Linked DNA regions of Homo sapiens: regions 1 and 2 are each linked to region 3. The links are chromatin loops, found by intact Hi-C in ENCODE. Cell type or tissue: MCF 10A. All regions are shown on one strand. Links, peaks and the distances in the headings refer to the core of each region. The heading gives the core; the rest is flanking DNA.

Region 1 (10,453 bases), core at 1,489-9,488, 250 kb after region 3:
AGGAACTGAGTGAGGCCTGTGGTTCCTGGCTTTCCTCCACTTCCCTGGCAACTTGTGTGACACAACAGAGGCAGCCATAATCCCCTTGGGAACACAACTCTGTTGGCCTAGGAACCATACTCCCATCTGTCATGGCAGCTGCAGCAAGCCTCACCCAAGGAGAGTCTGGCTGGAGGCCAAACAACACAAAACCAGCACACTTAACAAAAATATAACCAATGACCCTTGCAGAGTCCACTTAACTCCCCTCCACCAGAGCAGGTGCTGGTATCCACAGCTGAGAGACCTGAAGATGGATCACATCACAGGACTCCTTGCAGACATTCTCCAGTACCAGCCCAGAGCCTGGTAGGTCTGTTGGGTGGCTAGACCAGTATTCTAAGTGAAGTAACTCGGAAATGGAAAACCAAACATCATCTGTTCTCACTCATCAGTAGGAGCTAAGCTATGAGAACACAAAGGTATAAAAATGATACAATGGACTTTGGGGACTTGGGGGAAAGGGTGGGTGAGGGTTGGGATAAAAGACTACACATTGGGTACAGTGTACACTGCTTAGGTGATGGCTGCACCAGAATCTCAGAAATCACCACGGAAAACTTATCCATGTAACCAAGCACCACCTGTTCCCCAAAAACCTATTGGAAAAAATAAAGGACAACATGGATGAAACTGGAGATTATTATGTTAAATGAAATAAGCTAGGCACAGAAAGACAAACATCACATGTTCTCACTTACTTGTAGGTTTTTTCACTTACTTATAGAGGTGGGGATGGTTAATGTGTACAAAAAAATGGATGAATAATACCTACTGTTTGATAGCAGAACAAGGTGGCTATAGTCAATAGTAACTCAACTGTACATTTTAAAATAACCTGAGTGTACTTGGATTGTTTGTAACTCAAAGGATAAATGCTTGAGGGGACGGATGACCCATTATTCATGATGTGCTTATTTCACATTGCATGCCTGTATCAAAACATCTCATGTACACCAGAAATATATACACTTACTACATACTCACACATTTTTTTTTAAAAAAGAATTATCTGATATATTTCAAAATGGTTACTTTTCCCTTCTACCTGCTGAAGACACGAGTGATTTTTTCTCCGATAGCCACCGTGAGAACCTGGTTAAGCTCCATGAGATTAAAATTTTCAAAGGTGGTGAGGGGTATGGGGAGGTGGGGACTGATCACTGTATTGATCTGTAGTTTTTAACTTTCAGACCTGTCCACGCTGAGTTTATAGCAACTGTCAATTACGGTTCAGATTTTCCTACCCCAGCGTGACTTTCCAAAGAGGCTTCTGCTCATGGATTTCTGCTCCAGTAAGTTGTGATTTTTAGTATCTGCCTGTCTCTCCAGTTTGTGGGGCAGAAGTTTGCCCTGTGACCTCACCTCTATGATGGATCTAAGAAGAATTTTTGATGTTTCCATTTGTTTAGCTTTTGACTTGTTGTTAAGGTGGAGTGGTGACTTCCAAGCTCCTTATATGCTGGACCAGAAATTGAAAGCCAAATTTTAGAAGAAATTATCTCATGGGTTGCTGGCCAGCCAAATGACAGCCATGGCTGGGTTAAATTTGGGGGTGTTATGTGCTCTACAGGGATTCTGCTTCCAGGATCTGGGGAGACAGCAGCCCTCTGGGAAGAACCAAAAGCACAGTAACATTCTAGAACATGTCCACAGTGTGGTAGTTGACCCACTCAGTTCATGTATGCCTCAATAGCATACTGTTAAATTATAAACTTATGAATAAGAAATTTGTAATAAAGATTTTATAACCTCACAGGTCTTTAGTAAGGCTAAATAGTAGAGCATGGTATTCAATGACACACTATGTTTAAGAGCTATACAGCTATAATAGGGGATAAAAGACTGGCTTACCCCAGGTGTCAACTGTAATATCTTGGCATGCTTTGCCCGTGATATCTGAGGGACAGACGTAACATCAAAGAGTAATGGAAGATTAACAGGAGTAGCATCTTGCAGTCCAGCGAGTCCACTACTCTGAGATCCTTTCAGTTCAGTCCTGCTAGGCTGGACGTGGGAGGATGATAAACAGGCTGGTGCTGAAGCAGCTATTCATGGTTAGTTAAAGCAAAAACACATGGGTGGAGTAAGTGAAGGACAATTTATTATATGGGGCATTTGCCGAAGCTATTTTTCTAGCATAGGTGTGCTTTCTTTTTCTCCGGAAAATAAATAGAACAATCTGACTTCCAGTCTTCTTGCCTGTCTCCGGCCTGGATCCACATCGCTTCATGCTTGCGCAGTTGAAATTATTTTCCCACAGAGTGCCTTACTTTCTGTCTTTTCCCCTTCCAATTCATTCTTCTTACTGCAGGAAGATTTATCCCCTAAAATACCCTGCTTATGATGTACACTTCCTTTTACAAAGCTTTCAAAGGCCCCTATTATACCCAGAGCAAAGTGTAAACTCAGTCAGTATTCTAGAGCTTCTACATTCAGACTACAATTCTTTCAATATTTTTTTCTTATTGTTTCCTGGCTTCTACTGTCCCCTCTGGCCACATTGTTTTCCAGAAGAATGAACGCCCCTGTGCATACCTAAACTTTTGGCCATGCCCTCTTTTCTAGGCTGATGGTTTTCTCTCAGCCCAAACAGGTTCTCTGGTAGCTTAGTCTCACCAGAGTCGCTTTCTGTAAGAAGTCTTATTTCATCTTTACTTTGTCCCCTACAATCTCTAGCAATTCCTTTTTTCTGCTGCTACATCATCTCTAGACTGTGACATTCATTTGTATTGAGCTGTTTGCCACCTTTCACAGCCATTTGTTCTGGTGTTTAAGTCAAGTTCAGGATCAAAGCTCCTGGAGAGATGCCTACCCTTCTCTGTGGTCTTCTCAGGGTCCAACCCAGGGCCCTAATGGGAGGCACTAGTACCTATTTACTGAGTGAGTGAAGGGTACAAAGCAAAGCAGCTGCGAATCTGAGCCAAGGTATTGTGTCCTCCGAGGACGACTAGTGCAAACAGAGACACGCTTCTCAGACAGGGTCTGTTCCTGATCAACTGCTCTGTTGCGGCTGAATGCAACCAGCATTATTCTTCCCCACGCAAATTAAATCCGTTTGAGCAGGAGGCCGAGGCGGGCGGATCACGAGGTCAGGAGATCGAGACCATCCTGCCTAACACGGTGAAACCCCGTCTCTACTAAAAATACAAAAAAAAATTAGCCGGGCATGGTGGCAGGTGCCTGTAGTCCCAGCTGCTCGGGAGGCTGAGGCAGGAGAATGGCATGAACCCGGGACGCGGAGCTTGCAGTGAGCCGAGATCACGCCACTGCACTCCAGCCTGGGCGACAGAGCCAGACTCCGTCTAAAAAAAAAAAAAAAAAAAAACCATTTGAGCAAGTGTATCTTAGACTATAGAGTGATATCCTATACATAATGAAACATATAACTCTGGCTTGTGTAAATCGACTGTACTCTGCCCCACTGGCGGGATGTTTCTGTGTTTAAGCTTTCTTGAATGCAGTGCTGCATTTGATACTGAAACAAAATGAAATCTTTTCTTGTATTTTCAAGCATGAACATTTAATCCATAAGAGAAGAAATTCAGTAAGTTAATGAATATAGGGTAAAATATTAAATCTTACTGGTGGCTGAAATCATGCAAATTTTAGTAGCTAACATCTGTGGAAAGGATAGTGTTTGTCAGAGGTGGTTCTAAGAACATGTCATGAATTAACTAATCAAATCATCACCATGATGCTGTTGAAATGGCCTCATTATCATTATAATCTCCATTTGATCAATGAGGATCTGATGGGTGGTAAGTTGTGAAGCTTGTGTATAAAACTAAGACATTTAGTTTCAGAGAGAGAACATATCTGTACCCAGTATACAATTCTGCCTCTCTGAATTCTGCCTACTTCTGTCTTGCATGACTGCCCTTATGAAACTAAACATTTCCTTACCATATGACCAAGCGAATGCACTTTTGGGCATTTATCTTAGAGAAATGGAGACTTATCTTCACTCCAAATATTGTATGATTCAGCTTTATTTGTAATAGAAAAAAACTGGGAACAACCAAATCGATTGATTCATTTGGGGACCGGACCACAGGCTGGGAACCACCTTCTAATGATGTAATCACCAACTGGACTCCATTGGGACATCTCAACTTTGTTGCTCAAATAGAGGTTCTGTAAGATTATAAGGCAATTATGTGTCTTTTCTAGACCATTAAGCAGGGAGAAAAAAAGCACTTTAAAGAGGGCACTGTTTTCATATCTATTTACATAGAGTCTAGTTTTTGTCTTCTTGTGAGAGGCTGCTTATTTGAAATTTTCACCTTTAGCTATTTTTTTTTTTTTTTTAGACAGAGTCTTGCTCTGTTGCCCAGGCTGGAGTGCAGTGGCGCGATCTGGGCTTACTGCAACCTCCACCTCCCGGGTTCAAGCAATTCTTCTGCCTCAGCCTCCCGAGTAGCTGGGATTACAGGCACCTGCCACCACACCCAGCTAATTTTTGTATTTTTAGTAGAGATGGGGTTTCACCATATTGGTTAGGCTGGTCTTGAACTCCTGACCTCAGGTGATCTGCCCACCTCAGCTTCCCAAAGTGCTGGGATTATAGGTATGAGCTACCACACTCGGCCACCTTTAGCTATTTTGCTGTCTTGTGTTCAAATTGAGAGGGAAAGAAGTTCCCCTTGGTATACTATTTCAGAAAACTTGGGCTGTATAAGAGAGAGTGGAATGGAGAAATGAAGACAGTAGTCACTCCTGTCCCTCTGAACTCCTCTGGTGGTCATACATCCTGAGTGCCGACTCCATCCTTAAGCTCATACTGTTGTCTGTCTATAATTTTCCTCTAAAATATTTTAGTATAGATGGTGTAAAATATTTATATGTGTGGGCTAGTTTCACTCTATGTCCTAAGGGTGGTTAGTTGGCATTTATAGTGTCCAAAAGAGAAATACACATTCCAATGGTAGGCACGGTTAGCATTTTAAAGATAGCCAACAAGAATTCGCAGTTCCATGTCCACTTCCCGTCTTCAACGACCTCCATCTGTAAATGTCTGCACTAGATAATTGTTAATTAGCATGAGGATTATTGCAGATAAGTTTTATTGAAAGAAATGGGTGGTGCGCATGATCGTTGGAATATTGTGGGTTGGTTAATCCCTGTCCAGGCCCCTCTGCCTGTCTGTGGACAGGGGTGCAGGAATCTGGAGGGCCCAGCTGCTACATGTTCTCCTTTAGAGTATTGCCCTTCATCTAGGGCTCTCTGTTGTTTTGCTTCCTGCCTCTTAATTGGGAATTCTGTGTCCTGATCATGCAAGGGACTTGAGGAGTTTCTAAGTGGCCAAGACCTGGGACCTTGCAGAGTTTCTAGGAACAGATTGTTTCATGACTGCTTGCCAAGAAACATTGATTTCTGTGGCAGAATTCTGTCTGTAACCTGCTTTCATGGTGATGTGCCATCTGGTGGTGGCAAAGCCATGTGCGAGAGGCCTCAGTGTTCTTTCTCATAACTAGAGGCCAGCAGGAATAGGCCTAGCTTAGGGAAGGTCTCAAAACCACGTACACACGGCTTCTACCTCGTCCCTCTCTCTTAAAGAATTTCCTCTGATCTTGGAGCCAGGAGATGAGGAGGCTTTGTGAGGATAAGATTAGATTATTGTGCCATAAAATTGGAAGTACTTTAAAATCTGGGCCCCTTTGTATTTGGGAATTCTGTACTTCCTACTCAGTAATTTACTGTCACATTTTCCCCACTGATAATAGGAGGAGACACACTTAAGGATGTATATTTTTCAAAGATGGTTATTTTGGAGCTTAAACAGTGTTAGATTATCGTGAACAATTATTAGGCAAGGAAAATTAGCCCACTTAATTAACCTAAGATATGTATTAATAGTTTAAAGCTTAGTCATTAGGAACACAAGGATGCGTTGGGAACAGTAACAGTCTTACTTAGAATTCCGAAGTGAGTCCCCGTGTCATTAGAAAATACATTGTTATGAAATTCGGAGGATTAATTAAAGTTAAAATTTGAGGGACTGTATTGAAGATGCGTCCTTGGCTCATGTTTCCTCTTTAAGTGTTGTGTTTATATATCAATCTAAAACAGAAAATGTGTTCTTTAATCTGCAGGCTCTTAGTAATTTTATCTTTCTCTTCAGATAAATTGTTTGGTTGCTTTCATCATCTTCCTAGTACATTTTGAACTGCTTAGTCTACCAAAGTAGAAGAATCATGCTTAATAAAACCAAATGACTTCTTCTTTCAAATGTTAATTCAGCAAAAAGAAAAAAGAAAGAACCCTCCCAAGAATGGGAATGTATGATCTCATAAAAGTTGTCTTTAGGCAAAGATATAATACATGCCTACTTTGTCATTTCAGGAAAGTTATTGAAGTCAAAAACAGCCAGTGCCTAAGTTCTGGGTATAGACGTGCGGTTAGCCTAAACTTACACACACAGTAGTGGATTGTTAACTTGAACACACCAGTTGCAAATCTAGGTGTTTTTGTTTGTTTTTTGTTTTTTTGTTTTTTGAGATGGAGTCTTGCTCTGTCACCCAGACTGGAGTGCAGCGGCGTGATCTCGGCTCACTGCAACCTCTGCCTCCTGGGTTCAAGTGATTCTCCTGCCTCAGACTCCCGAGTAGCTGGGATTACAGGCATGCGCCACCACGCCCAGCTAATTTTTGTATTTTTAGTAGAGACGGGGTTTCACCATATTGGCCAGGCTGGTCTGGAACTCCTGACCTTGTGATCTACCCACCTTGGCCTCCCAAAGTGCTGGGATTATAGGCATGAGCCACCGTGCCCAGCCATATCTAGCTGTTATTTTGTTTTGTTTTGTTTTAAGAAAACCTCATGTTACATCCCTTTAAATAATTAGCTGGAGGAAAAGTTAAGATCATCCTTAGTCTTCTGGGTAAGTAGCCATTTTTCCTGGTGCCCTAGAAATTACATAACACAGATGTTTTCATGGTAAAATGCTTGAGTGCAGAGGCTAAGAGACTTGCCTCTCTGAACCATCGACATTCATTCTCTTCTCCTGGATGACTTCTTGGGGATCGGAGCCAAATTGTTGTCTCCCTTCTTAGCCCCAAAGTTGTCATGCACACAGTAGATGCAGAAGCAGTGGGTGCATTTAGCAAGTCCTGCTGTGTTCATGGGATTGGATTTATTGCTTGGGGAGATACAAAATAATTAACTAGTGTGGCAAATGAGGTCCTTGCCTTGCAAGGACTTAGAATATAGGCATGAAGTGTTAAGACCTAAACAACATTGCCAAACAGGCATGGCAAAGTGGATAAAGTCTAGCGTGATTTCTTTAGCCCTTGTTTTTGGGGCACAAAGTAAAGCCATTAGGTGAGGAATACTTTCCATAGAAAGTGTTCTTCAAGTGGAAATGATCTTCAAGTGGCTGAACCCTGAGGGAGGTCTAGAATTTGGGTCGGCGGTTTGGGTCGGCGGTTAGAGAAGGGAGGACAAGTAACAGAGACAAGGCTCGCAGAGCTTCAGCCCGTCTGGAGAATAATGATGGATACGTTTTCTAAACTGACCTAAACCAATTAGGTTCTTTTTGGTATAAAATGTAGCCTCCAAAAAATGAAAGGTGGCTGAGGTTTAGCCATTCTCCTGTAACCTCAAATGCCAGTTTAAAGAAAGCCAGTCCCAAACCAAATTCTGCTACCCATATGGACATTTACTAAACAAATACTATTAGCAAAAGACACGAGAGATAATCCAACCAGTTCTGTAAGATTCGTGAAGTCCCAGTTCTCTGTGTTTTGTGGTCACCCTCTGATAGGCAGAAACCTCTCACCTTGGTGGCTAGACCCAAGTTGCCTGGGGAGGCGGGGAAGCTAACAGGTCTCTCAGGATCCATATACCTTGTATAAGGGTTGGGGTAACTCTAAAATATTTTCACCAATACCCATATCTTGGATAGCTTTAATTTCACACTAAGAAGCTAGTTATAACATTCATCATAGAAATTTTAGAGGCCACTATTTTCACCAGTAAAGACCCATCCCTAACCCTGGATGTGCTAATAATCACAGTACAGGTTGGAGGTTGAAATTCAGATGCGTTCATATCAGCTTTACAAAGCAATGGCTTCTTGACTGTAACTCCATCAGATTACAGCTGGACTCTCTGTTTCTTATTAGGGCAACTGATGCCTCTAGAATTATAATTTCAGTGGAAAGGCACACACAGAATATTGCACTGTCTGTGATAAAATATTTTTGAGAGCATTGTAGACAGTGTGATTTAAGATTGGTGGGCTGGGGCAGATCTGTTGATAGAGTGCCCAGAAGGGCAGACTGCATATATTGGATTTGTAACAGAACAGATCTCTGATGGTTATTGTCCGCTTCTAGAGTTTAGGCAGAAAAGGATAAGAAAAGAAAAAAGAAAGACCTCTCTGTTGACCATTGCACTGATTCAAAAGGAAGCCTCGCCTCTGCAGGCTTTTTGAGGCAGCGCTATTCCAGTAATCAGCAGACTGCCTGCTGCCCGGCTCAGCCACAGTGATTGCATATGGCTGTGGCTGCTACATCACTACAGGGGGTGGTATTGACTTTCAAAGGCAATGGCGGTCCCTTCATCTGTGCCATTTCCTCTGAAACAGAAGTTATTTTCTCTCACAACTGTGCATCATATTTGTAATAGCTTATTGATCAAAGCCAGGTCCACTTTCAAAGCAGGAAGAAACCAGGTGTCTCCTCCTCATGTGTTGGCTTTCCATCAGAAGGCACTGGTTTTGCAGTCCCAGCTCTTCTGCAGAAGCCATACTGCCTTAATCCCTTCCTTCTCCCCCATCACCCCCCTTCACACACACGCAGTGACATGTGCTTAGGCATGAGAAAGCCGAGGCCTTTGGTATAAGGTAGAGAGTGAGCTGAACTTGCTGCACTGGGCTACTCAGACAGTTCTTTGTCAGTTGCAGCTATACTTGTTCATCAGGAAGCCTCCCTACCACCACATGGTCTTCTCCAGTTATGTTAGATGTGTATGTGTACCACTTTCTGGCATTCATGTTTTAAATTTTAGAGAAATGCTAAACCTCATCCAGAAAGCCTGAAAACCTCATTCTCACTATGCTGGGTAGAAGTTGGTATAAGGCAACCTTTGCTTTGTATCTTGGCCAAAAATTTACCAACTGAACCACACAAAGAAACCTGCTGTGAAGTGGTTTCACCTGCAAAGGGGCCCCATGGCCTTGGGGCTGATGACCTCATTTTAGGAGTCTCCAATGTCTATAAATCTGTTTATAGCCTTCCTTAGCATCTCTAGGTGACCAGGATAGAACTAACTTACTGTATTAGTTTGCTAGCGCTGTCATAACAAATTACTACAGACTGGATGGCTTAAATAACAGCAATTTATTTTCATGTAGTTCTGGAAGCTGGAAGTCCAAGATCAAGGTGTCTGCAGGTTTGGTTTTTTCTGAGGCCTTCCTCCAGGGTTTGCAGATGGCTGGCCTCTCGCCATGTCCTCCCACGGTATTTCCTCTGTGTGTGTGTGTGTGTCTCCCTGCTGCCTCTGTTTGTGTGTCCAAATTTCCTCTTCTGTTTTTTTTTGTTTTTGTTTTTGAGACAGAGTCTCACGGCTGGAGTACAATGGCGTGATCTTGGCTCACTGCAACCTCCACTTCCCAGGTTCAAGCGATTCTCCTGCCTCAGCCTCCCGAGTAGCTGGGATTACAGGCACACACCACCACGGCTGGCTAATTTTTTGTATTTTTAGTAGAGACGGGGTTTCGTCATGTTGGCCAGGCTGGTCTCAAACTACTGACCTCAAGTGATCCACCCGCCTCGGCTTCCCAAAGTACAGGGATTACAGGCGTGAGCCACCACGTCTGGCCAATTTCCTCCTCTTAAAAGGACACAAATCAGATTGGATTGGGGCCCATGGGAAAGACCTCATTTTAACTTAATTACCTCTTTAAAGACCTCATGTCCAAACACAGTTACATTCTGAGGTACTGGGGGTTAGGACTTTAACAGATGAACTTTCGTAGGGTCAACATATATTCACTTTTTATCATATTTCCAAGTTCCCTAAAAGCCTAAAGGCCATGTTAGGTACTGTGTTTTGGCAGCAGTTCTCACACCCATCCAATCTTTGACCACCTGAGCAGTCTTTAAAGGTAGATTCATGGGACCTTCCTCCTTTTTCCTCCCACAGAGTCTTATTCAGTAGACAGATCACAAGAATCTATGTTGTTTCTGCAAAGTAGACCAGCCCCTCAGGATAGATGTACAAAAGTGAACAGGTATTTGCATAGAAGTCCTTCTCTCTGAGGGGAGAGGGGGGATAGGGAACTGAAGTAGAAGGAGATTACGTTGTTGTAATACACTTTTGCTGTTGGAATTTTTTTTATTACAAGTATGTATTACTTTTTCAGTAAAAAAGGCATTTACTAACTTAAAAAAAATTTTGAAGTGGACCG
Region 2 (10,453 bases), core at 1,665-9,664, 990 kb after region 3:
TAACTTGGAAAATATAATGATGAAAGAAGGTTCAAATTTAGAGATGACCAAAATCAGTAGGATCACTCATAGTCTCCCCAAGAATGTATCTTGCTGGATTAAGGAAATCGACTGCATTTCTTACATTAAGGAAGAAAAGATGGTTTGTGTGTGTGTGTGTATATATATATATATATATATACACACACACACACATATATACACACATACATATATATACACATATACACATATATTCCTATATATACACATATACATATATACACACACACATATATATACACACACATATATATACACATACACATATATATACATATATATACACACACATATATATACACACACACACACACACACACATGTTTGTTTGAACATCATGCTATATACCTTTGCTTGCTTTTCCTTGTTAGCTTAATTTAGGAATAAATACATCTGATTTCCCCTGTGATTTGCACTTGCTTTAATATGTGGATTATTCAGGCTCTGGATGATGGAAAATCATGTTGGCCGCAGTGTTTCTGTTTGGGAGGTCAGTCAGGGTTATTCATAAAAGAGACACAGAAGCTATACTCCAAAGAAAAGTAGGAACTAACTTGACTTCTTGGTAGATAGAAAACTCTACAAAGCAAACAGATGAAAAACAGAAATAACCTTTTCTAATGGTCGTGATTGCTTTCTGTCCATCAATAAGTTTCTGAAATGAACTACCTACATGGCATTCACTCCCACAGGGCATCTGCCACTGCCTGTGAGCTGTGTGCCAGCAAGTGATAGCAGGTGTCCAGGTAAGGATTTAGAGACCAGGTTCCATTCTCATGGCCACATTTACTGGCCGTGTAGCTGTGAGCTGTCACTTCACCTTGGTGAACCTCCATCATCTTACTTGAAAGAGGAGGCAATTGACCTGGTGCAGGGATTTTTAAACACTTATAGAGAAGGACCTCTATATTTGAAAAATAGGGCAAGGTTCAATATGTGAAATGCAGAAAACTGAAGCTCATGATGTTGTGGGTTTGGACTTGTCTCTTGTTTGCGTGTAGCCAGGAGTACCTGGCTCTCCAGAGCAGCACCAGGACACCCCTGTACATCCTCAGGCAGTCCCGTACATTAGCCACAGCCTGCTGAAATGTGTCTCTGGCCAGCTGAAATGTGGTTAGTATGAACTGAAATGGACTATAAGTATAAAATACACTTGGATTTCACTTCATATAAAAGATCCAAATATTTTATATTGATTACATATGATATATCACATAATTTTTTTGGAAACCTTGGGTTAAGTAAAATATATAATTAAAATTTATTCACCTGTTTCCTTTTTTCCATTTTAAATGTGGCATCTAGAAAAATTTAAATTACTTTTGTGGAGTCTGATGTGTCACCATTGGACAGTGCTAGTCTAGATAAACCCTTTCGGTTCCTACCTCCTAAACCTCAGTGCTTGAGGGTTTTTGTGGGGATCCTAATTGCTATTGCTGCTTCCCCAGTTCCCGCGTTCAGGTCACTGCGTTCCCATGAAATGCATTAGGAATTTATCCTGGTAGCTTTACTTACTGCCACATTCTGCTCTAAGAACAGTATTTCATTCAAACTCCCATTAAAAAAAAAAAATTCCCCACTAAAAAACACATTTCTCTTTCCAGTTATTCTTCCCACAGTGTACTTAGTAACTTATTTGTTCCAGGACATGAACACGTTTTCCTGTGGGATGGGGACTGGGAATATAAGATTCAGTGTTTCATGGGTCATTTCTTGTGGCTGGAATTCTTTGGGGGTAATTTCTTTTTGTCCTTTTCAAGTTACACTCCTGTCTTTTGATAAGCATTGTGTAAACATTTCTTCTCCAGTAGTCATGTTTCCAATGGAATCTACTACTGTTTTGTGTGACAGTGTGCAAACTTTACCTTTGTAAACTATTTTCATTTATGACCTTTGCTTTTTCTTTTGGTCATTTTCCTAATGACTCAGATTGTAGAGGTTGAAGGGACCATCTCTGTCATTATGGTAATCCAGTTTTACCTCTGCATTTTATACCTGACATCAGGTTTACTCCTGGTCTTCTTTGACTGCATTGGTCACCAGCAAAAAATATATATATATTAAGAATTGTTTAGACCTACAATGTAGTGATCTGTGCCGAGGAGGGTTCTCTTCTTCTCATTGGCAGGCATGCCACTGAAGCCCTTTGCTTGTTCGAGAGTTGGTCTGGTGACAGCATGTTATGTGGTCCTTGTTTCTTTAGGAAATCATCCTTTTATCTTATTCTCAGAAACACCAACATTTAATTATACACATAACTTCTACTCATCTATAGTTATGTGAACTTTTCTTTGCATGTTACTCTCTTTAAACAGTTGGTTTAAGGGAGCAGGAAGGTCCTTCACTGTTTGCCCAAGGATGCTCGAGTCCACCTTGTATGTACAGAGGGAGGGGGTCATTGAGGCCAGAAGAACATATTGCCTTCTGACACAGATGTGCCTCTGCTTGTCCTTGAGATGGATGACAGACAAAGTCTTCCAATGGAGGAGAATGCTGACTTTTCTTTCTTTATTTCTTCTTAACAACAACAATAGCAAAACAGGATACATATGCAGAATGTGCAGATTTGTTACATAGGTATATGTGTGCCATGGTGGTTTGTTGCACCTATTGACCTGTCTTCTAAGTTCTTTCCCCTTACTCCCCTTCCCCCAACAGGCCCTGGTGTGTGTTGTCCCCCTCTCTGTGTCCATGTGTTCTCAATGTTCAACTCCCACTTAAGAGTGAGAACATGCGGTGTTTGGTTTTCTGTTCCTGTGTTAGCTTGCTGAGGATGATGTCTTCCAGCTTCATCTATGTCCCTGAAAAGGACGTGATCTTATTGCTTTTTATGGCTGCGTAGTATTCCATGGTGTATATGTACCACATTTTCTTTATCCAGTCTATCATTAATGGGCATTTGGGTTGGTTCCATGTCTTTGCTATTATAAATAGTGCTGCAATAAACATATGTGTGCGTGTGGCTTTATAGTAGAATGATTTATTTTCCTTTGAGTATATACCCATTAATGGGATTGCTGGGTCAAATGGTATTTCTGGTTCTAGATCCTTGAAGAATCATCATACTGTCTTCCACAATGGTTGAACTGTTTACATTTTCACCAGCAGTGTAAAAGCATTCCTATTTCTTCACAGCTTCACCAGCATCTGTTGTTTCTGGACTTTTTAATAATCATTCTGACTGGCATGAGATGGTATCTCATTTTGGTTTCGATTTGCACTTCTCTGATGATCAATGATATTGAGCTTTTTTCAGCATTCATTAGAATACTGACTTTCTTTTCATTGCCCTCCAGTTGGCTAAGTTCTATGACTTCTAGAAGAGCGGATAGAAAAAAAGGACAATGCAATCAAAGCACAACTACCTCTTCCCCTGTTTCAGTCTGTATCCTCAGTAATAGCCTTATAATTAATGTTCACTGTGGAGTCCATTGTTATAATCCTTTATTTCATTCATCAACATTGAAGTGAAAAGGCATTTCATGTCTAACCAGTTCATAGAAAATATGTATCAGTTCTGTTCTCTAAAACTCAATATCGTCACCTATAAAGTAGGAATATGTTGCTACATATATCCAACATATCTTCACTAGCTTGCCAAGATGATCAAAGGAGATGTGATGTAATAGGGCTGCCATATATAGCAAATATAAATACAGGCTGCACACTTAAATTTGAATTTCAGATAAATCATGAATAATATTGAATAGTGCATACTAATACTAAAATATTATTCATGTTTATCTGAAATTCAAATTGGCAGCCTGTATTTAATCTGGTAACCCTAGAATATAACATCCCTTCTCTTCTGCTAAGATGAGACAAATATGTAGTGAAGTATAATATTTAATGATGTTTTCATGTAATTACAAGTATTTGTGTCTTTTGAATAATAACCATATCAACACTAATGGATATTTAAAGTCTTGAAGTAGCTCTGTCCCTTTCATGATGAGTATCTATAGTTTTCTATTTGAGAGAGAAACTATAAATAGATGACACTCAGATTTGTGTCCATAGCATAATGAGTAGGGGACATTTTCACAAATGGCAAATACTATGAGAGTTTGCACTGAAGCAGTGTCCATTCTGAGCATCCTCTGGTCAGCACTGATTCTGCAGCTCCACCTCACATTGTCGTCTCTCCTTGGGAAGGGGAACTGAAATGGACAGGAAATGCCTATTTTTTTTTTTTTTTTACTTGTTGATCTCTGAATGTTAAAGAATGATTAAGAAGATTTTACATATTTCTGGCACTTTTTTTCATGCAAATAACTTTGGTTAGAGTATTAAATTTCAGAAGTATAGAAGTTTTGTATGGCTTTATTTCTTGTGGCAAATTTTCGGAGTTAATATTTTCTTGGATGAAACCAATTCTTCATTCATATTTAGTTTATGACATCTTGGGTTGAAATCTTTCCATATTGGTGAAATTCATGTTTGTTGTTTCACCTTCACACTGACTAATATCATAACTCCTGCTAGAGATTATAATGGGAAAAATATTAATCAGCGCTCTTTAGCAAATGTGGGAGTAATAATGACATTCTCATTCCAGGCTGGCTACACTTCTTTCCCTCACTCATTTGTTCAGTCTTTCAGCAGAATATATTCATGAAACATCTAATCTCTACTGGCCCTAATAGCAGCCACTACACATACATCATATGACACAACTGACATAGTTCTTTTCCCTATGGAGCCTAAGATCAAGTGTAAAAACCACAAAACAAGTAAGTTAGTAACTAAAACCATGGTAAATGTTGTAAAGTAAAAACAGCAACCAAATACAAATAGCTTTGCAAGATCCACCAGGGTCCTGCTATTGTCCTCCTATGTCAAATAGAAATCTATGGGGTTTTTCGGGGTGTCTCTTCTATAGGGCCATCTCTGTCTTTCTGCCACTGAAAGAAAATAACATTGTCATTTGTCACCTCAGGCAAAGGAGCTGCATGTCCAGGGTATGCCACAATCACAGGCTCTTGGGCTGCAAGTGCTTCCTGGTGGCCGTTGCCAGAGCACAGAGAGGCACAGGCAAGGATGGAGGCATGAAGGAGCATGGGGCCACCATGTGCATGCCTGGAGCCTGCCTCTAGATGCAGTGAGATGTGGGTGACAGAGGTGTAGAGGAAGCTGCAGGAGTGGCAGGGATGACAGGGGCGGGTGGACGAGAACTAGGTGAGCTGTGGGTGACAGGGAAGGAGAGGTCCCATCATCGGCCCTGGGATTATGGTGCTGCTGTCCCTTAGACAAGGTCACAGGAGGTGGGACATGCTGGTAGGCCACATGGAGAGTCAGGGAGGCCTGTCAAGTTTCTGGTGTCTCCAGTCCCTAACGGTTGAGTTGCAGATACAGAGCCAACATTCAGCTTTGAAGACAGATCCCGGCTTTGAAGACAGACCCTAGGGTAATCATGAGGACAGGGGATGAGAAGGCTGTGACCAAACATGTGAGCATGCAGGAGTTCAGAACAAGGGCAGGGCACAGGCAGGGGAAGGAAGAGCTTCAAGGAGACAGGAAGGGTCTTTGTGTGCTAAACCTGATGCAGAGGGAAGGGGGAACTGTGGAGGGGACTCGTCACATGACTAGACACTCCAGGGAGTGAAGGATGCACGGTCATCCATTGTGGACCAGCATGCAAGCCCACGCTGAGCACTTTGCTCTGAAATGCTAAGCCCTGTAGTTTTGTTAGTTCCCACTAGTTGGAAAATCAGATACAAGGTATGCAGAAATATGCAGTAAAAGTTTATGATCAAAGATGGCTCACTCTTTTAAGTCAAACTATCACAGATCTTTAAAAATTTGATTCTTTCCACAATTACTTAAGAATTTGAAATACATATGAGCATATTGACATTTGGACTGTTGTTAATTTGGGCAGGTTTCTCAGAATCATAATCCTTCAACAAAATAAATAATAAACAGCAATGAGTCTTTGTTAAATTCTCAGATAGGCTATAGTTCTGTAAACTCTGTTTCCCATGCCACTCTAGGCTGGTGAACAACTAGTGTGACGCTGGTCACAGCACAGTGATCCTCCAGCTGGATCCTGACTCTAGGCAGGCCACCCACCCCTGAACTTCTATGAAAGCTCCTGTTTCACCCAGGGGTCTCTCACATAAGTTCTCCCATGAGCCTTGCTTCCCCTGCCTCCCTCCTAACATGTGTCTCAGATGATGTCCTCTTGTGTAATGATGTCGCAAAGGCAGCCACAGGCTCTATGCCCATCACTGCTCCACAGGAAGGCTGACACCTCCCTCTGCTGGTGCCTCATGGGGACCTCCTTGCAGGGCCTGTGGCTGACACATGTGAGCTGATGTCACCTTCCCTGAAGCCCCCATCTTGTCCCTGTTAGTTCCTTGGTGCTGTGTAAGTTTATTGACTCTTCGCTGTACCCCAGGCAGAGAGACCTAAGAATCATTGAGGCTGAATTTTCCAACAAGCTTATGAACTGTGATGTCCAAGTCAAAATTAATTTGAATTATAGAATTAAGACATAAATTTTTTCTTACATGCTTACATCTGTGAACTGTGAATTTGCTAAAATGTCTGCCTCTCTACGCCACAGCTGCCCCTTTCTCTTCCCTCTCTCGTTCTCTCTTTTGTCCTCACCCTTTTACATGAACACAAATACATGCTCTTTCCTCAAGATCATTTTAAAATCTTCCCCGCATATAGCATACTTCAGTGTATGATTGACCTTTTTAAAAAGTAGCATATTTAACCAGTTAGCTTAAAATGAAAGCAAGCAATTGTTTGCCAATACTGTCTACATGATTTTTCAGTCAGTGTATAATCAGAAAATGCTCACTGGAGATGTTTCAGATATGCTTTTTAAAGTAAATTCAGGCTAAAACATGTCTGCTTATGTATTTTTTTAAACACAAATAGCCTCCATCTCTATGGCTTTCATAGAGAGAGAAAAATGTAAAGTATTTTATCCAAGGTCTTTTGCAATGAATTGCTTGATAGGAGGCCTTGAAGTCAAATATTCTTGACTACTTCTGGTTTTAGAATAACTCCTTAAACTCATTTTCTGTGTTTGCAAAATAAGAACCATGATGTTTTGAAACTCGGGATCATGGAAGGTTTTATTCAGTCAGGGCCTTCAGGATGATTCCAGGTACTTGAGTGGATCTCTAAGCGGCTTCCAGAAGGCTGGATTTCATGCCTGGGATTTGCAGGGTGTCAGCAAGGAGTTGCGGGGTGCAGCACAGGGTACCTGGGAGAGCAATGTTCGTTTCAACTGTGTGTCCCCCTAAGCTGGGAAGGCTGCATGGCTCAGGGGCCGCTCACCCTCCAGCAGTGCTAGCAGTCAAGCAGATAAATAAGTGCACAGAAACACCCAGGGAGCAAGAAGCCTGGAGCGGGGAGGGCTTGGATCAGGCCAGAAATTAATACTCAGAAGCACAAGAAAGAAAGTTTGGAGGAGTTGAGCCCAAGAAAATCATCCCAAAGAGCAAGCACTAGGAGGAAAGAAGGAGCTAATGTAGACAGAGGAGAGAGGGAGATGGAGGAGGGTGTACTTCTCGTGGCAGGAAGGAGGAGGGGGCATCACAGTCGTACTGGATATTTGAAGCTGCCAATCACATTGCATTTTCCTTGCCCTGCTGGGCACCAAAATCAGCATCTCTGTCACTAAGAATCCAAGATCGTCCCTTGAGGGTCTTTCTTTCCTGATGTTTTCCATGGGATGGCACAAAGCTTGCTACTTTGAGCTCTCCATCCCGAGACTTGGAACTGGAAGGGTCCAATCGGACATGATTAGTCCTCATCCCTTGCTACATGAGAGCATCATTTTAAAAGATACTGCTGCCTGGGCCCCACATCCAGTGCAGCTGACCTAACTGGTCTGCAGTGGTGTCCAGGTGTACTGTTTTTGAAGGATGCTCAGATGGCTTTCCTGGCTGAAGATCCATGGCTGCATACACAGCACACTCTGTTTAACCAGGGATTGGTTTGTGAGACCCTCTGACCTTGTTTCCTTTTCATCCTGTGACCTTCATAGATTACGGAACCATTAAGAAAGTGCGGGTACCCCTGAATCAGACCTCAAGCAGCTGTTTGCTGGAAGAGATTGAGCTCTTCCCTGAGAGGCGGAGGGAGCCCATCAGGAGCCTGCAGATCCTGCACAGCCAGAGTGTCCTGTTCGTGGGCCTGCGGGAGCACGTGGTCAAGATCCCCCTGAAGAGGTGCCAGTTCTACCGCACACGCAGGTAGGGCATCTCCGGGGTCAGGATGCACTGGTGTGTGTGTGAAGGGCCCACCCAGAGAGAGCCAGGGAGGCTTCAGATGCCCTGAAGTTGAATGGCCTCAGAGCCACCCTTCATGCCTCTGAGAGTCCTGTGCTCTAGGATGCAGAGCTTTCATTAAAATAGATTCACTGTGATGAGAATAACCCACCAGTTCTCCTCAGAGGAGGAGCCACGTTATAATACCTGTAAGAAGTTGTCAGGGTTAAAATAAATTATTCAGTGCCTTAGAACACTCAGTGGTAATACTGATATTTGATGACTGTATTAATATGTTAATCTGGCACAAGCTTATATATATGTATATATATATACACACACACACATACATACATACACACACATACACACACACACATATATATATATATATATATATATATATATATTTTTTTTTTTTTTTTTTGAGACACAGTCTCACTCTGTCACCCAGGCTAGAGTACAATGGTGAGACCTCAGCTCACTGCAACCTCTGGCTGCCAGGTTCAAGTGATTCTCGTGCCTCAGCCTCCCAAGTAGCTGGGAATACAGATGTGTGCCATCATGCCTGGCTAATTTTGGTATTTTTAGTAGAGACAGGGTTTCACCATGTTGGCCAGGCTGGTCTTGAACTCCTGACCTCAAGTGATCTGTCCACCTCTGCCTCCCAAAGTCCTGGGATTACAGGCTTGAGCTACTGCACCTGGCCTCAAGCTTGTATTTTATTTGAATATAGAAATAACAAAAAATATTATAAGGTATACGTCCTTCTCGACCACAGCTCATATGCTGATAACCCCTTGAGAAGAAGGAGTGGTTGATGTTGCTGCAGTGGCACCCACTTTCCGGGACACCCCCCCCTCCCCCGCCACTGTCCTTGGCACCAGCTCCCCTGGAGTGCTGCTTCTCTCCTGAGCCTGCAGAGAGGGTAGGGAGGGAGGTCTCCAGCCACAGGGAAACCCAAGAGTCATTGCATCTTCCTTCACCCTCAGGCCAGTCTTATCTTCCGTGGGACATCCACGATCAACCACAGTTGTGTTTAAAGTTTAATTTGGAAACATGTTGGCCCAGGTACTTAGGAAATGAAAAAGTACTGTATACATCACACACCTGACCAGCACTTTACTCCGGGAGATTGTATATACACTCTGATCCCTGACAAAAGATCGCCCTTGGGGAAATCAGAATCTTAAATGTTCTTAGGCATCTTGTTTAATTCCACTCCTAAAGCAGGGTGTAATTGCAGATTTGGAGTAGAAATAGTCCTTTTTGATATATCACTCACAGACATCTACCCTACACAGGCCACTCTCTCTCTAAACAAGGTGCCAAGTTACACTGGCTTTGGAACTCAGAAGCTAGGGTTCATGGAACAGACCTGTTGTTGCCTTTTTTTTTTTTTTCTGAAATGGAGTCTTGCTCTGTAACCCAGGCTGGAGTGCAGTGGTGTGATCTCGGCTCACTGCAATCTCCACCTCCTGGGTTCAAGCGATTCTCTTTCCTCAGCCTCCTGAGTAGCTGAAATTACATGTGCCAGCATGCCCAGCTAATTTTTGTATTTTTAGTAGAGACAGGGTTTCACCATGTTGGCCAGGCTGGTCCCGAATTCCTGACCTTGAGTGATCCACCTGCCTCTGTCTCCCAAAGTGCTGGGATTACAGGCGTGTGCCACTGCGCCCAGCCCTGTTGTTGCTGTTTCTTGACCCAGGTCGCAAAAGTATTTCAGAATTCACTTTGTCACTCAACACATGTGAATTGCTGTAGACTCAAATAGGATAATATATAGAGTATAAAATTTAAGCACTCTGCAAAGTGAGTATTCTTAGGTGGAAGGAAGGTTTTGATGTGTAATCACAGCAATAAGCCTGTCAAGATGATTCTAGAAAATGAAGTCTTTAATGTCTCCTTTGAAATGAGAGAGAGAGTTGAGGAATAATGCCAGGAACCTCCCAGCTAATCATAATGATATTGTGAACATTAATAACAGCTAGTGGTATTTATTAACTGCCATTCTTATATATGCTTACTTCCTAAATTTAACCACTGGCTGCTTGAAATGTGTTCTGGTTTGTGTTCCCTGCAGAACTAGCCTAGGGAAGGAATTATTCTTCCTCCAGTTGCTGTTGGTTCAGTGGGTAACAGGATTGGGGTCTGGCCAACAGGATGTCATAGCTGGAATA
Region 3 (10,453 bases), core at 1,506-9,505:
TCACAAATTCTACACCCACAGTCTCTTCTGCCTCGGTGTGGCCTGTGGGCTTCTCCCTATGGATATGCAAACGTAACGTCCAAAGTCAAATTAATTCTGATCTCCTAAACAGTTTTTCCTTTTATATTCCTGAGTTTTTAAAGACTGGCATCAGCTTCTGTCTGTTTCCTTGGGGTGGAAATTTTGTGCCGTTATTTCACCTTCTTCTTGCTGTTTATATCCATCTGGACACCAAGCCCGGGGTATAGCCCCTGCTTACAGACCACTTGAAGCCAGCTGCTTACCTCTTCTCCTGCAGTTGCTTCATTCAGAACCGGGGTTTTGTGCCTAAGTGCAGGGAGAGACTTTCGGCTGCTCTCCCGGCCTCCACTACCCACCTTTCTACCCCGTCACAGTCGTCCTCCACACTGCTATCATCTCTTCCGCTTACTCGAAGCAACAACAACAGCAGCAATAACAACCAGCCAGACCAGTAAAACCTCTTGGTGGCCCCCAGGTGCCTGTAGTATGAACTCTTAAGCTTAGTAGTAAAGGACACTCAGCGTCCGGCCTTAACTTTCCAGCCCCGCCCCTGTTTTACCATCTGGCCACACCACCCGCTTATCACGCCCCTGTTTCCTGAGGACATTGTGCATTGGTGCATTTGCTTTGTTTTAAAATGTACCTGTGTTCGTTTATATCTGCTGGAAATGCCATTTCTTGCCCCCCATCCCATGGTTTGCTTGTTGAACTCATGTTCACGAAGGCTCAGTTCAGGTGGGCGGCAGCAGGTGTTCCCCGTTCTGTGTTTTCATGGTGACTGGTACGCATCAATATTCACATTGTACTTACTTGTTTTCGCGTCGGCCTAAGCACATTCTGAGCTGCTGGAGGGTAGGACCTGTGCACGACTCTACCTGGGCATGGCCCAGAGCAGTCGTTTGTAAACGTGTGAGCAAGGAGAAGGGGAAGGAAGGAAAGAACAGTGTCAAAGCTTGAGAAATGGAATGGGTGCCAGTATACCATGGGTGGGAACATTAAGAAACTTAAAGGATAACCACAATCAATGAGCTGCAGTAGCTCAGAACTTTGTGATCGACTTTTATGAGCCATAGAACTTGGCCCTGTTGCCAACAGTTTTTAGAAATACCACAGCCCTAATGCTTAAGCACATTGCTGTAATTCGACTCTCCATAAAGTGATCTTTAAATTGTGTTTTGAGGCTGGGAAGTGCACATCAGTGACACGCTTAACTGTATAGCTGCAGCCAAACTGGAATCTAGACCTATTTGTGTGCAAATACGATGCTTCAAGTTCATTACTGTTATTAGGAAATGGAAATACAGCCAGAGCAGAAATAACAGTCTATTTCCCTCTGCCTGTGCTGTGTTTTCATCAATGAGGCTTCTGAAGGACTATATGCATTTACTAACCCATTAGAATGAGCGATTTTATATCCTAATGTAAAATTAAAGGAATTTAAGGATCTGCCTAGGAGATACACTTGTTTAAACCTATATTAATGTTTCTATTGGTTATGTCGACTCTAACTAGTAACACGTTATTGGAAAGGGAAATGCCCCGGCTGTGTGTGTATTTTCTGAATCTCAATGCTATATTTTTCTGACAAGGTGTGGAGCTGAATTTCTTCTCTTCTATCCAAAATATGAGACGCCGGGTCAATTATAACTATTTTTAAATGTGAAACATATGATCAATTCTTATTTGTTTTATTAACTCATTTCCCTCCCCCCCTTTCCTCCTGATGTATATACTTGAATTCTTCCAACTTTCCTATTTGAGCCCATTCATTTCTTTTCCTAATCTCCTTCAAGCAGTATTTATTGGGGTACTCACCTGGGCTTTCCCTAGGTTGTGTGGGATCCCAGGAAAATATTCTTATATGAGGTCTCTGTCTGTAGTAATTATTTGATTAATAAATGTGTGACAAGACGTATGGGCCCATGTGGGGCATAGTGATTTATCAATAAGGATTTAGAATAATAAGTAGCATAGAGGTACTTATGTATTTACATGTTTTCCAATTGAGGCATGTGAAAGTTGTTCTCCTCCCCAGGTGCCATCTCTTTCTGTTCAGATCTAGAAACCATAGCTTCCTAGTATTTATTGCCAAAGACAACATTCCAAAACAATTCCACATGTCACCTGGTTGTTACGTTAAGGTTGTCACTCATAACCTCTTTGGCTCTTTGCAAGCTGTTTGCATTGAAATGGCATAGCTCATCTTGCCTCTGAATGTCCCCAGTCCATTTACTTAAGGCTGGTGACACCGTTACTCATGACACTGTCCCATCCCTTGTGCTGGTCGGGGACCCTGGCTTCCAGACACTCTTCGAGATGATGACTGCGTTCTGTCAATGATGACCACAAATGCAAGTCTTCCCCAGAGAAAGCAGTAAAATGTGAGTGAGAATTCATTTCTGACCATGTTAAATGTACAGATTTTATAGCATAAAGGTAGAGCAGCACATCTCCCAGCCACGTTTTCTTTTAGACACTGATTGCTGCATTCCTAGGATGTGATCTTGCTGAATGTTAATCATGAGGGGCCCAGGGTGTGGTGGGAGTGGGCTGTGGGTGCAAGAAATATCCTCCCCTCATCCTGTGGAGCTTAAGACTGACCCTAGAAAATACAACTCAAGGATTCCCACTGTATTTCCCGTTACTTCTATAAAAATGTTCATCTGGGGGCTTTTGGAGGGTGGAGGGCGAGAGGAGAGAGAGGATCAGAAAAAGTAACTAATGGGTAGAAGGCTTAATACCTGGGTGATGAAATAATCTGTACAACAAACCCATATGACACAAGTTTACCTACATAACAAATCTGCACTAATACCCCCTGAACTTATGATAAAAGTTAAAAAAAAAAAAGTCCATCTGAAGGTTTGCAGACAGCTTCTGTGTGTTATCCCAGAGATAATCCACCAGGTATTCTCAGAGATCTGGGAACCTTGAGAAATCCTGGATTGTCCAAGAACCTGATGGTTTGTAAAAATAGCATTCTGTCTGTTCCAGCCATTGTACATGTGTATATGGGACTAAATATAAGTGTTTAGTTGTTATAATTTTCTGCACCCATTTATGAAGTGTCTTGATGTTATTTTTCTTTTATAAAAATATAACAAAAAAATTAAAAACTTAGCTGGGCATGGTGGCTCACACCTGCAATCCCAGAACTTTGGGAGGCTGAGGCAGGAGGATCACTTGAGCCCAGGAGTTCAAGAACAGCAAAATAGGGAGACCCCATCTCTTAAAAAAAAGTTAGCCAGGTATAGTGTTGCTATCGGGTCCTGTGGTCCCAGCTACTCAAGAGGCCGAGGTGACGGGATCTCTTGAGCCCAGGAAGTTGAGGCTGCAGTGAGCTGTGATCATGCCACTGCCCTCTAGCCTAGGCAACAGAGCGAGATCCTGTCTCAAAAAAACAAAACCCCCAAAATAAACAACTTAAAATCAGGGAGGTTGATAGTGGGAGAGGCTGTACCTGTGTGGGGTAGGGGAATATGGGAACTCTCTCTAGTATCTGCTCAATTTTGTTGTAAACGTAAAGCTGATACAAAAAATAAAGCTTATTTAAAAGGGGTAAAACAATGTAAGAAAAAAATTGTTCTAGGTGTGATGAGTGTGATATCACCGCATCAATTGGAAATGGGAGAGGAGATCAATCCCAAAGCCCCATGGCTGCTGGTCTGGAAAGTCTTGGAAGCGGGGTGCAACACAGAGCCTGCAAAGGAGTTGGGGTAACCTCCTTGCTTGCCAGGGTTAAGGATGCTTTCCACCACCCGAGCTCCACAAGCACTGTGGCCCCGAGGTGGCCCTGTAATTAGAACAGACGGGTGAGTGCCATGCACAGACCCACACACTCGACTCTTGTCCCAGAGTCAAAAGGGGCTCTGCAGGGGCTCAGAGCCCTGAGCTTGTCCCGTGTCTGCCGTGAGCAATCCTCCCAAGTCAGCACATCAGCACCATTCCGGGAGCCCAGTATGGCACAATCCCTTGAAACCAATGTGTCCCACCCGGTGGGAGTGATCCACTGGCCAGGCTGCCCTCCTGGCTCAGGACAAGGCCCACTCCAGGGGTGTGAGTCTGGGAGCTTCTTGGGGCATCTGACTGACCCTATGTTGTGGAAGTGGCCCCTGCTCTCAGGCAATTTACATTCTTGGCTTGTCAGCAAGACTGAGAACCATAAAGTTTCTGCCTTCCTTATGAACTCTATTGAATTGGCCTTTGAGACCCAGGCCTGTACAGAAGAGGTGTTTGTCCCTCCTGATGACGGAGGAGGCCTGTGCCCCTGCCTTGGCCCCCAGATCTTTCCTCCACCAGCAAGCAAAATACAAGGAGCCAGTATCAGCACCATTGGGTCCATCCTGCGGTCTCCCCACATGCAGAGGACTCTTATCCACACAGTGAGGACCTCACTTTCCTCTGTTGCTCCTCTGGTCTTACCATCAGCACTCAGAGCTGCTCTGTACAGTTGTGCAGGTTGTGCATTGCACAATGGTGCCCATTGCCGGCAGTTACCACTCACATTACAGACATTGCGGATTTGTGTATGTTACATTTCCAGCAGATGGCAGTAAATTGCCTTGTTCTAACAAAAATCAGTAGAGTGTGATGATTTTATGATAGACGGAAGTCTTAAAGAAGAGGTGCCTTTTAGTCATTTGTAGGAAAGGGTCATAGAGGCCAGTAGTACTTTGCACTACACCTGACCACTGCGGACTTACTGCTCCGGTAGCTCTGCTGTCCAGCTTGTGGAGCCAGCTTTATTTTTCCCCAGTTAGCTTCAATCATTCATTCAAAAAATTACTGAATTACTGCTATGTGCCAAAACCCTGAGAATTTCGAAGGTTTTATAAAATAGCTTTTTAATATAGGGAGGTGACTAGTTGTCTGCTTAAAATTTGGGGGCCTCCTTCCATGATGTAGAGTGCCCCAGCCTCCCTTGCATGTGTCTAGTTCTGGCCAATGGAATGTGAAAAAGAGTGCATTGTCACCTCCAAGGCAAGTTAAGAAGTGAGTGTGTCACTCTCCTCCCCTCTTCCCCATCTTCTGGCTGGATTCGCAAGACCTGAAGGCCTGGTGAAGTCTGAGCCACAGGACCAAGGGAGCCTGGGGCCCTGAGGCCCGTCAGGACTCACTCAGCAAGGATAGGAGGTGACAATCTCAGTGGCTCATGATAACTTCATGGGCTTACTCTCTGAGGCTGATGGAGTTTGAGTTTGGGAATTGCCCTGCTGTTATACAAAGTTTTGCTTAGTGTCGTAGAAATGAGTCTGGCTTTGTTTTCCAATAGACCTAGGTTCAAGCCCTAATGTTGCCACTGATTAGCTGGGTGATCTTAGTCTTTAAGACTAAATCTCTATTTTCTCCTCTATAAAGTAATAATAATAATAATAACGGCAATCTCCCATATTTATTATGAGAATTAAGGGGCCATGATATGTGCAGAGTGCTGAGACTGCTGCTTGACACACGCAGAGCACCCAGTGAATGCTCCCAAGACCCTCAGGGCTGCAGGTTGCAGTGGTTATGGGTATGGGCCTGAATCCTACCTCTGTCTCATTGTGTAATCCTTGGAAAATTATATGTGGATTCTTCTTGGGGACTTGATTTACTCATTTGTAAAATGAGGACAGTGTTTTCCACATAAAGGTGCTGTGAGGTTGAGATTAGAGAATGAGAACACCGTCTGGTACAGAGTAAACACTCAGTGTCGTGGCTTGAACCGTGCCCCCACCCAGAAGATATGTCCACCGTCTTAGTCCATTTTCTGTTGCTGTAACTGAATAATGGAGACTGGGTAGTTTATAAAGAAAATAAATTTATTTCTTATAGTTACGGAGGCTGGGAAGTCCAAATCAGGTGGCTGCATCTGGTTGGCTTCTGGAGAGGGCCTTGGGCTGTGTCATAACATGGTGAAGGCATCACAGGGCAAGAGAGGCTCACTGAGAGCCAAACTGGCTTTTTAACAGGTTCACTCCAGTGATAACCCATTAATTCATTAACCCGTTAATGACTTGGAGCAGAGCCCTCATGATCCAATTACTTCTTTTTTTTAAATTTTATTATTATTATACTTTAAGTTTTAAGGTACATGTGCACAACGTGCAGGTTTGTTACATATGTGTACATGTACCATGTTGGTGTTACTTCTTAAAGGCCTCTCATTTTAACAATATTACATTGGGGATTAAGTTTCAACACGAGTTTTGGAGGGGGCAAACATTCAAACCATAGTATCAATGTTGCAACTTTTGGAACCTGCGAATGTGACCTAATTTGGAGAAAGGGTCTTCATAGATGTAATCAATTTAAAGATCTTGAGATGAGATCATCCTGGATTATCCAGATAGGCCCTAAGTCCAATGGCAGGCGGACTTAGAAGAGAAGACACAGACATAGACAAGAGGGCCATGTGGAGATGGAGGCAGAGATTGGGGTGATGCAGGGAGAAGCCAAGAAATACCAGGAGCTACCAGAAACTGGAAGAGGGAAGGAAGGTGTTTCCCTTAGAGCTTTTGGAGGAAGTACAGCCATCTCTACACCTTGATTTTGGACTTCTGGCCTTGAGAACTGTGGGAAACGAAATTTCTGTTTTTAAGCCACCCTTTGCTGTAATTTGTTACAGCAGCCCTAGGAAGCTGATCTACTTGGTAAATACTATCTTCTTGTCGTTATTGAAGAAATTCTCTCATGGTTACTGGAGGAGGTAAGCAGCTGTGGCTTTGGGAAGACTGGAGGTACTGAGATGGGTGGGCAGTGTTTTTGAAGTAGACTAGGGCAGGAGTTGGCAAACATTTTTCAATAAAAGGCCATTTAGTAAGTGGTTGTTTCAAGTCTGCTTTTGTAGCACGAAAGCCCAAAGGCAGCCTCAGACAATACTTAAATGACAAGATGATGGATTTGGCCTGCCCTTGGGCAGGAGTTTGCTGACCCTCAGTCCGGGGCAGCACAATTCCAGGTAGTTCACGGGCTATGCCAGTCCAAGAACTCTTTGTTACTTTCTGTGGTGAGATAAGTGCTGAAATGGAGAGTGTTTAGAAACTTTTGTAGCAACTTGATAGAGTAATTTTATATCCGTTGAAGCTAAGGGCAAAATATTTACCTGCATATGTACATTTTATGATATTTGTACATAATTATGGTGTACATGTGATATTTTGATATATGCACACAATGTGTAATGATCAAATTGGGGTATTTAGGATATTCATCACCTTGAACATGTATCATTTCTTTGTGTTGGGAACATTTCAAATCTTCTAGCTATTTTGAAATATACAATAGATTATTGTTAACTGTAGTCAATCAACTGTGCTATTGAACACGAGAACTGTATATGTATTACGGTTCTCTAGAGCGACAGATCTAACAGGATATATATATATATAGACTCATATATATATCATATATATGATATATATATAAACTCATATATATCATATATATGATATATATATAAACTCATATATATATCATATATATGATATATGTATAAACTCATATATATATCATATATATGATATATATATATATATGAGTTTATTAAGTATTAACTTACACCATCACAAGTTCCCACAATAGGCTGTCTGCAAGCTTAAGGAGATAGGAGAGCCAGTCCGAGTCTCAAAACTGAAGAACTTGGAGTTCGATGTTTGAGGACAGGAAGCATCCAGCACAGGAGAAAAATGTAGGCTGGGAGGCTAAGCTAGTCTCTCCTTTTCCCGTTTTTCTGCCTGCTTTATATTCGATGGCTGCGATTAGATGGTGCCCAGCAGACTAAGGGTGGATCTCCCTTCCTCAGACCACTGACTCAAATGTTAATCTCTTTTGGCAACACCCTCAGAGACACACCCAGGATCAATACTTTGTATCCTTCAATCCAATCAAGTTGACACTCAGTATTAACCATCACAGTATGTTTGTATCCATTAACCAACCTATCTTCCTCCCCGTGTTTCCCCACCCTCTGGTAAATATCATTCTACTCTCTGCCTCCCTAAGATCCACTTTTTTTAGCTTCCACATTGTATTAGTCCATTCGCACACTACTATGAAGAACTTCCTGAGACTGGGTAATTTATAAAAGAAAGAGGTTTCATTGACTCACAGTTCCACATGGCTTGGGGGGCCTCAGGAAACTTACAATCATGGTGGAAGGTGAAGGGGAAGCAAGGACCTTCTTCACATGGTGGCAGGAGAGAGAAACGTGTGTGAGAGTGCAGGAGAAACTACCATTTGTAAAACCATCAGAGCTCATGAGAATTCACTCAGTATCACAAGAATGGCATGGGGAAAACTGTCCCCTAATTCAATCACTTCCCATCAGGTTCCTCCCTTAACACCTGGGGTATTGCAATTCAAGATGATATTTGGTTGGGGACACACAGCTAAACCACATCACACATATAAATGAGAACATGTGATATTTGTCTTTCTGTGCCTGACTTATTTCACTTAACATAATGATCCCCAGTTCCATCCATGTTGCTACAAATGACAGGATTTTATTCTTTTTAATGGCTGAATAGTATTTCATTGTGTATACATCACATTTTCTTTATCCATTCATTTGCTGGTGGACATGCAGGTTGATTGCACATCTTGACTATTGTGAATAGTGCTGCAATAAACATTGGGGTCAGGTATCCTATCCTTTAGATATACTGATTGCCTTTCCTTTGGATAAATCCCCAGTAGTGGAATTACTGAATGGTATAGTAGTTCTATTTTCAGTTCTTAAAAATATTTTCGTTTTAAAAAGTGTATATTTTCATGGGGTACAAGTGCAGTTTTGCTACATTAATATATTGCACTGTGGCAGGTCAGGGAGCTTCACTGCGTCCGTCATTGGATATTTTAGTTTCTTGAGAAACCTCCACACTGTTTTCCACGATGGTACTAATTTACACTCCCACCAACCGTGTTTCAGAGTCCCTTTTCTCTGCATCTTTATCAGCATTTTAAATATTTTGTCTTTTTGATAACAGCCATTCTAACTGGGGTAAGATGATATCTCATTGTGGTTTTGATTTGTATTTTCCTGATGATTAGCGATATTTGGCATCTTTTCATATACCGGTTGCCGTTTTTATCTTTCTTCTGAGAAACATTTATTCAGATCCTTTGCCCACCTGTTAATGGGATTATTGGGTTTTGTTTTGCCATTGAATTGTTTGAATTGCTTGTGTATTCTGGAAATCAGCCTCTTGTTGGATAAATAGTTTGCAAATATTTTCTCCCATTCAATAAGTTGTCTCTTTACTCTGTTGAGGCGTATGTTTTGTATGTCTTTTTGCCTTTCACTATTCTAAAAATTATTTTAAATTTTATACAAGTGACAGTCTGTGGTAGATTAGAAAGCAAAACCTGGTCTTTGCCCACAGGGAGTTTGAGAAGCTTTGGCGTGTACAGGACCCTCTCTGTCCTTGCAAGAAGGTGTTGCTTACCCACAGGGAGCCATGAAAAACCAGGGAGCCTGGCAGGACCCAGCCCCTTGGACAGCCCAGGAGGTGAGAAGGATGTTCTCTGCAATGCTTCTGGCCTGGGGGCTTGAGGTGGCCTGGTTTGGACTGGACATCGAGGCGCTGTACAAGAAGCCTGGCTGAGGCTGGTCGTGCACACCAACGGGGTGTGTTGTTGACCTGAATCCACCATGCAAAGCAGGGCAGATGTTTGGCTGTTGACCAGCCCAGGGCTCCTTGAACCTGAAGGGTGGGGCCTGGTGGTGTATTTGGGAGGCTTGGGTCTCCTTGCCTGGCTGCTGTTGGCCCCCTTCCAGGCCTTCCCTGCACACATGGGAGGAGGCTGTGGGAGGCTCTGTGGAATCCGTGCTGCCCTGTGCTTCAGCTGTTTGTTCTAGTCTCCTTCACAGACAGTGGCTCCCCAGCTCAGGGACACTGCATGCCTGATCATCCTGGGGGCTGGGCCTGTGCCTGGCTCACAGCAGGTGCTCAATACATGTTTACTGAGGAACAACTGGACACATGGATCTTTTCCTTTCAGGTCATGTGCCCTCTGGTGGTGTGTAGGGCAAGGAGTCCTGCGGAAGGCAGGACCTCTGAGATGCCCTGAACACTGGGCCCCAGGGCCAGGGCACACAGGGCAGACCTGCTGCTGTGCACAGGGGAGGCTGCCAGGCCCTGGGGGCACCACATACCCATCATCTTTGTCCTGCATGGGCTTGGGGCTGGAAGTGCCCCTCAGAGAGAAGACAGGGACTCAGGGCTCACTGGACAGAGAGTGCAGGCATGCATAGAGTGACCTTCCCGTAGGGCCAGGGGTCAGGGGAGGCTGTGTGGCATGGTCACTGCCTTTGTCTGCTTGAGCTTCTGTCTCTGACTGAGTGGCCTAAACAATAAACACCTATCTCACAGCTCTGCAGGCTGGAAGTTCGAGATCAGGGTGCCAGCAGGGCTGGGGCCCTCTTCCTGGCTGCAGATCGCTGCCTTCT

What was found. Hi-C counts contacts between places; a loop is a spot of excess contacts. Peaks named below come from ENCODE experiments on the same cell type or tissue, not always from the same donor. Only the 100,000 strongest peaks of a DNase experiment are listed, where the experiment ranks them.
Region 1: a loop joins it to region 3, with 14 times the contacts of the local background. A loop is called at or near these places in 10 of 110 quality-filtered maps.
Region 2: it touches region 3 in a loop (6-fold over the local background); 3 of 110 quality-filtered maps call a loop at or near these places.

What each region holds. Positions count from the first base shown.
Region 1 is chr5:9,893,533-9,903,985 of GRCh38, reverse strand. It overlaps LINC02112 (long intergenic non-protein coding RNA 2112), which reads left to right and starts at 162. Exons shown (of 13, transcript NR_027112.2): 1 at 162-461; 2 at 1,233-1,334. It also overlaps a transcript of TAS2R1 not described here. RefSeq lists an enhancer at 8,287-8,788. In MCF 10A, for the core only: a CTCF peak has its summit at 5,443 (motif pointing left); a DNase peak (open chromatin) is centred at 5,465.
Region 2 is chr5:9,152,293-9,162,745 of GRCh38, reverse strand. It overlaps SEMA5A (semaphorin 5A), which reads left to right. Exons shown (of 23, transcript NM_003966.3): 12 at 8,051-8,258. Among named protein-coding and RNA genes, the nearest start is that of MIR4636, 100 kb to the right of the region's middle. RefSeq lists an enhancer at 6,347-6,416. In MCF 10A, for the core only: a CTCF peak has its summit at 6,313 (motif pointing left); a DNase peak (open chromatin) is centred at 6,285.
Region 3 is chr5:10,140,191-10,150,643 of GRCh38, reverse strand. No RefSeq gene overlaps it. Among named protein-coding and RNA genes, the nearest start is that of ATPSCKMT, 100 kb to the left of the region's middle. RefSeq lists an enhancer at 10,021-10,453. In MCF 10A, for the core only: a CTCF peak has its summit at 4,580 (motif pointing right); a DNase peak (open chromatin) is centred at 4,543.